Regions from separate parts of the Homo sapiens genome. Here region 1 is linked to region 2. A link is an interaction called in ENCODE POLR2A ChIA-PET data of the cell type or tissue named here. Cell type or tissue: GM12878. All regions are shown on one strand.

The links. ChIA-PET counts read pairs that join two places held together with the same protein. Peaks named below come from ENCODE experiments on the same cell type or tissue, not always from the same donor. Only the 100,000 strongest peaks of a DNase experiment are listed, where the experiment ranks them.
Region 1: POLR2A ChIA-PET joins it to region 2 with 5 read pairs; 1 of 35 experiments calls an interaction of 5 or more read pairs at or near these places.

What each region holds. Positions count from the first base shown.
Region 1 is chr11:68,505,689-68,508,188 of GRCh38, forward strand. All of the region lies in intron 1 of PPP6R3 (protein phosphatase 6 regulatory subunit 3), which reads left to right. Among named protein-coding and RNA genes, the nearest start is that of PPP6R3, 46 kb to the left of the region's middle. In GM12878, no CTCF peak of the experiment used is centred here; no DNase peak of the experiment used is centred here; H3K4me3 peaks cover 334 bases; H3K27ac peaks cover 354 bases.
Region 2 is chr11:67,560,776-67,563,275 of GRCh38, forward strand. No RefSeq gene overlaps it. Among named protein-coding and RNA genes, the nearest start is that of GSTP1, 22 kb to the right of the region's middle. RefSeq lists an enhancer at 2,209-2,500. In GM12878, no CTCF peak of the experiment used is centred here; a DNase peak (open chromatin) is centred at 1,536; H3K27ac peaks cover 517 bases.

The DNA.
Region 1 (2,500 bases), 940 kb after region 2:
GGGGAGTGGGGTGGAACAACAACAAAAAACCAGCTCCTTTGCCTTCCTAGCCATGTTTCAGATGCTCAGTAACTGTGTGTGGCTGTGGAACTGGACAGCTCAGCCGTAGAGTGTTTCCCTTTCTTGTTAATCTTTTTTTAGAAATGCTAACGGTGGAGACTAAGGCATACAAGTATGACTAGAATTGCCAGCTACACATTAGAAGGTTTAGGTTCAAAACTGGGAGTAAAGACTTAACTCTTGGAGCTTGGGATAGTGCTACAACTAGTCCTGGCCTGAGCCTTTTCTTCATTCATGTTTTATCCTTTTTTTCTTTATTTTTGGACACTGATAAGAACCTGTATGAGATTGTTTCCTTTTTTCCCCCCGCGTTGTAGGTATCTTGTTTTGCCAGTTTATTAGGTTGGTGCAAAAGTAATTGTGGTTTTTGCCATTACTTTTAATTGCAAAAACCACAATTACTTTTGCACCAACCTAATAAAAATCCCACCCTTAGGCTTGAGTTCTCCTGTGCTCAAGCAATTTTCTTACCTTGGCTTCCTGAATAGCTGGGACTATAGGCATGCACCACCACGCCTGGCTAATTTTTATATTTTTAGTAGAGACGGGGTCTTGCTATTTTGCACAGGCTGATCTCTAAGTCCTGGCCTCAAGTGATCTTCCTGTTTCAGTCCCCAAGGTGTTGGGATTATGGGCATGAACTGCTGCACCCAGCCCTTTATACTCAAAAAAAAAAAAAAAAAAAAAAAAAAAAAAAAAATTCCTAACTGTAAATTGATAAATTATAGCTGTTATTTATAGGGTACAAAGTGATGTTATGATTCATGTATACAATGCAGAATAATTAAATCAAGTTAATTAACATTCATCACCACAAACACTTTTTTGTGGGAAGAAAATTGGAAATTCTCTTTGTGATTTTGAAATGCACAGTGGGATGAGTATTTACTACATTCACCATGCTATGCACTATATCTCAAAGAAAAAAAACCCTTTTTCCTCCTAATTAAGGCTTTGTCTCCCCTGACCATCATCTTCCCCATTCCTCTCACCTTTCAGCAATCTTTGTACACTTATCTCAGATAATAACCATTTGATTGCCAAGATTCCATATAAGAAGTTTTGGTCTTTTTTACCTTTGTACTATGGATTATGGAAGTTTCAGCTTTTACATCAAATTAAGCTTGATTGTATACCTTGGCTGAGCCCACTAAATGTAGCTCGGTGATTGGGATCATGTAGTCATTTGTACCTTTGCTGTGCGTCCCTGCCCACTGTTGTTACAACAGGCAGAGGTAGTTCTTTGGGCCTTATTCTAGATGTTGATGTACTAATTTATGACTTGGCTCTGTTTTAATAGCAGCTTAGATTGTGTTGGCTTCATATATGCCTGCAGTGATTTGAGTGTCCATTAGGGTGCATAGCCAAACAATGATGTAGTCCAATTAGGTGCCAAAGTCTTTACTTCAAGTACTTTACATACATGATTTTGCTTTTAGGAGGTGATAGTATGGATTTACTTTGGGTGTTTTGTACTTTTCACAGTAGTCTTTTTGCATTTTTTTTTTTTTTTTTTTGGTATAGTGATTATTGATTAACGGCTTAGAAGTCTTGGTGTTCCTACCTCGGGCTGTACTAAAATGGTTGGTGTTTCTGAAATTGGCTGATTGAGTTGCCTGTCTATAGTTATTTTTGTTGGAAGATGCCTCTGAAGACATGGGAATTAGGTTATTTATCAACAGTCATGGAAGTTGGTTGTTGCCTGATTATGGGCATTTATGCAGTTATTTTTGATGATTTTTGTATTCAAAATTTTGTGGATGATTTTTAAATTTACGGTGTGCTAGGCATTGAAGGTAAAAATGGTGAACAAGTCCTTGTAGAGATGAATTATCTTCCCATCTCATTACCTTCATCTCTTCAAACTTGGGTGCTTTAGAAAACGTGTGAGGGTACTTGCAGCAATGGGATTTTTGAGATTTGCATTAGGAGGGCATTCTGAGGTGGCCTGTCCTGGGACTTCCTGATGCCAGTTAAAAACTAGTGTTTCTTGCTTTTGTGTATCCAAGCTTTGTGATATACCACCTGTCTGTCTAATGGAGAGTGCATCTTTAGTTGTGTATGATATGTGCTCTCAGGAGAAAATGCTTTCTTGCATGTTATGCAATAGCTATGATTTCCTCTTATGAGTTTACATCAGGAATATCATGGTATTTATATTAGAAATTTATATGAGGCTGGGTGAGGTGGCTAACACCTGTAATCCTAGCACTTTGGGAGGCTGAGGTGGGAGGATTGCTTGAGCCTAAGTGTTTGAGACCAGCCTGGGCAACATAGCAACACCTCATGTGTAAAAAAAAAAAAATTTATATGAGAGGATAGGGAGCAGATTACTACTGCTTTTTTTCCCCGGCCTAAGTGAGTTTTTTGGCCTTTTTTTTTTTTTTTTTTTTTTTTTGAGATGGAGTCTTGATCCATCACCCAGGCTGGAGTGCAGTGG
Region 2 (2,500 bases):
ATGAATCAGGCCGGGAGAGACATGGATGTGGACTTCAGTTGCATACCCCCTGCCTGGAGGTAATCATATAAAGGCATTTTGACTGACTAGCTGCCTCACCCATTATCTTCATGCTCCTGGAATTTGTGATACAAAGCACAATGTATAGCCAATCAATAGCTTATGTTATTTTACTGAGATAGGGTCTCACTATGTTGCCCAGGCTGGCCTCAAACTCCTGTGATCCTCAAGTGATCCTCCCACCTCAGCCTCCCAAGTAGCTTGCAATAACTCCTATTATTTTAATGTCAATTCCTGGTAAAGGGGCTGGGTATGGTGGCTCATGCCTGTAATCCCAGCACTTTGGGAGGCCGAGGCAGGTGGATCACTTGAGTCCAGGAGTTCAAGACCAGCGTGGCCAATATGGCAAAACCCATCTCTACAAAAAATACACAAATTAGCCAGGCGTGGTGTTGTACGCCTGTAGTCCCAGCTACTGGGGAGGCTGAAGTGGAAGGATTGCTTGAGCTTGGGAGGTGAAGGTTGCAGTGAGCCGATGTAATGCTACTGCACTTCAGCCTGGGCAATAGAGTGAAAACCTCCTCTAAAAAAAAAAAATTCTGGTAAACAACTTAGGGATTGCCTCTTTTCTTTTTCCTTAAAAACCAGCTTCTAACTGCTGCTAATCAGAGTGTACATTTAGGGCAACTTGAGTCTGTGCTCCCAGGCGGCCACCCTCAGGCTTTAGACTCTATACTTAATAATATTTTCTGAATCTTGTTTTTGTTGTTGTTGTTGTTGTTTGTTTGTTTTTTTGAGACAGTCTCACTCTGTTGCCCACGTTGGAGTACAATGGCGCAATCTCGGCTCACTGCAACCTCTGCCTCCCAGGTTCAAGCGATTCTCCTGCCTCAGCCTCCCGAGTAGCTGGGATTACAGGCTCCTGCCACCTCACCTAGCTAATTTTTGTACTTTTAGTAGAAACGGGGTTTCATCATCTTGGCCAGGCTGGTCTTGAACTTCTGACCTTGTGATCCACCTGCCCTGGCCTCCCAAAGTGCTGGGATTACAGGCGTGAGCCATTGTGCTGGCCTGAATCTTGTTATTTAAAGTCGACATTTTGCACCCCAGATGGAACCTGAAGGGAGCCTCCAGCGATCCCACCGCTTCCCCAGCAACCAGAGCCTTGGTACCAGCATGAGCAACTTACTCACTTTACTTTGCCCAAGCCAGCAAGGATTTCTAATAAGGCCCCTCTCAGGGCCGAATTCCTCCCAGGTTTGGTTGTGAATTCAGACTTGCTTCAAGCTACACATATTCTTTACTCGGTGGGGTTGGAGTCAAAACTCTACTGAGAGGTGGGAGTTTCATCTGTTATTCTCTAGAGACTCTGCTGATCACATATTCATAATTTTCAGTTTTCTCCGAGGTTAAGATTTTGTTTGTCTTACTCATTAGAATTTGCAACCTTTTTTCTCATTTCAAATTTTGATCAGGGAGAAAATAGTTTCTCTCCGAAAAGAGAAAGTGAAATCTTTGTGGCTTCAGTGTCAAATCTGTAATCTTTCAAACTGGCCAGGTTCTGAGGCTCGGTTCAATGGTCTAAAACTGAGTGTTCCTCCTGAAGGCAAGATCCACATGAAAACATAGGCTGGATTTGTGTTTAACACTGTGGCGCGCCTCTTCATGCAAATATTTAGAAAACTGGTCATGCATAACTTGTGATGACCCAGCTTATAATGGCCAAAATGGAGGACTTTGAAATGCCTACATGAGTTCATCTGCATGCACAACTGGAAAAAGCTGGTTTTAGGAGCAGACAAATGGGGCCGGGCGTGGTGGCTCACGCCTGTAATCCCAGCACTTTGGGAGGCAGAGGCGGGCGGATCACTTAAGGTCAGGAGTTTGAGGCCAGCCTGGCCAACATGGCAAAACCCCATCTCTACTAAAAATACAAAAATTAGCCGGGCGTGGTGGCAGTCGCCTGTAATCCCAGCTACTTAGGAAGCTGAGGCAGGAGAATTGCTTGAACCCGCGAGGCAGAGGTTGCAGTGAGCCAAGATCACACCACTGTACTCCAGCACGAGACTCTGTCTCCAAAAAAAAGAACTAAACAAATGGAATGAGCGACTTACTTCCAATAGCACCTAGAAGCTTCTAAAAGACATTCTGAGAGAAAAAATTGCCTCCATTCAAGAGGTAAACAAAAGGATATTTGAAACTAGTTCTAAATTAAGAAAGACTTCGGAGGCTTTTTCTCTTTCTCCTCCAGCTGCCCCTTCGTCCTCTCCCCTGCGATCTGAACTCACCTCTCTCTGCTAGTTCCCTCGGCTCCCATACATCTCTCAGGCAGAGATTTTTGGAATTCCACAATACACACATTTCCTTCTCTCCAAAGGGGGGAATGTGTCTAAATTTGGAACAAAGGAAACAAATGGAACCACTTCACAATGAGAATGACTTACTAACATTATAAAATACAGATCCAACATTTTTTTTTCTCTAAACAAGGATGAATGAA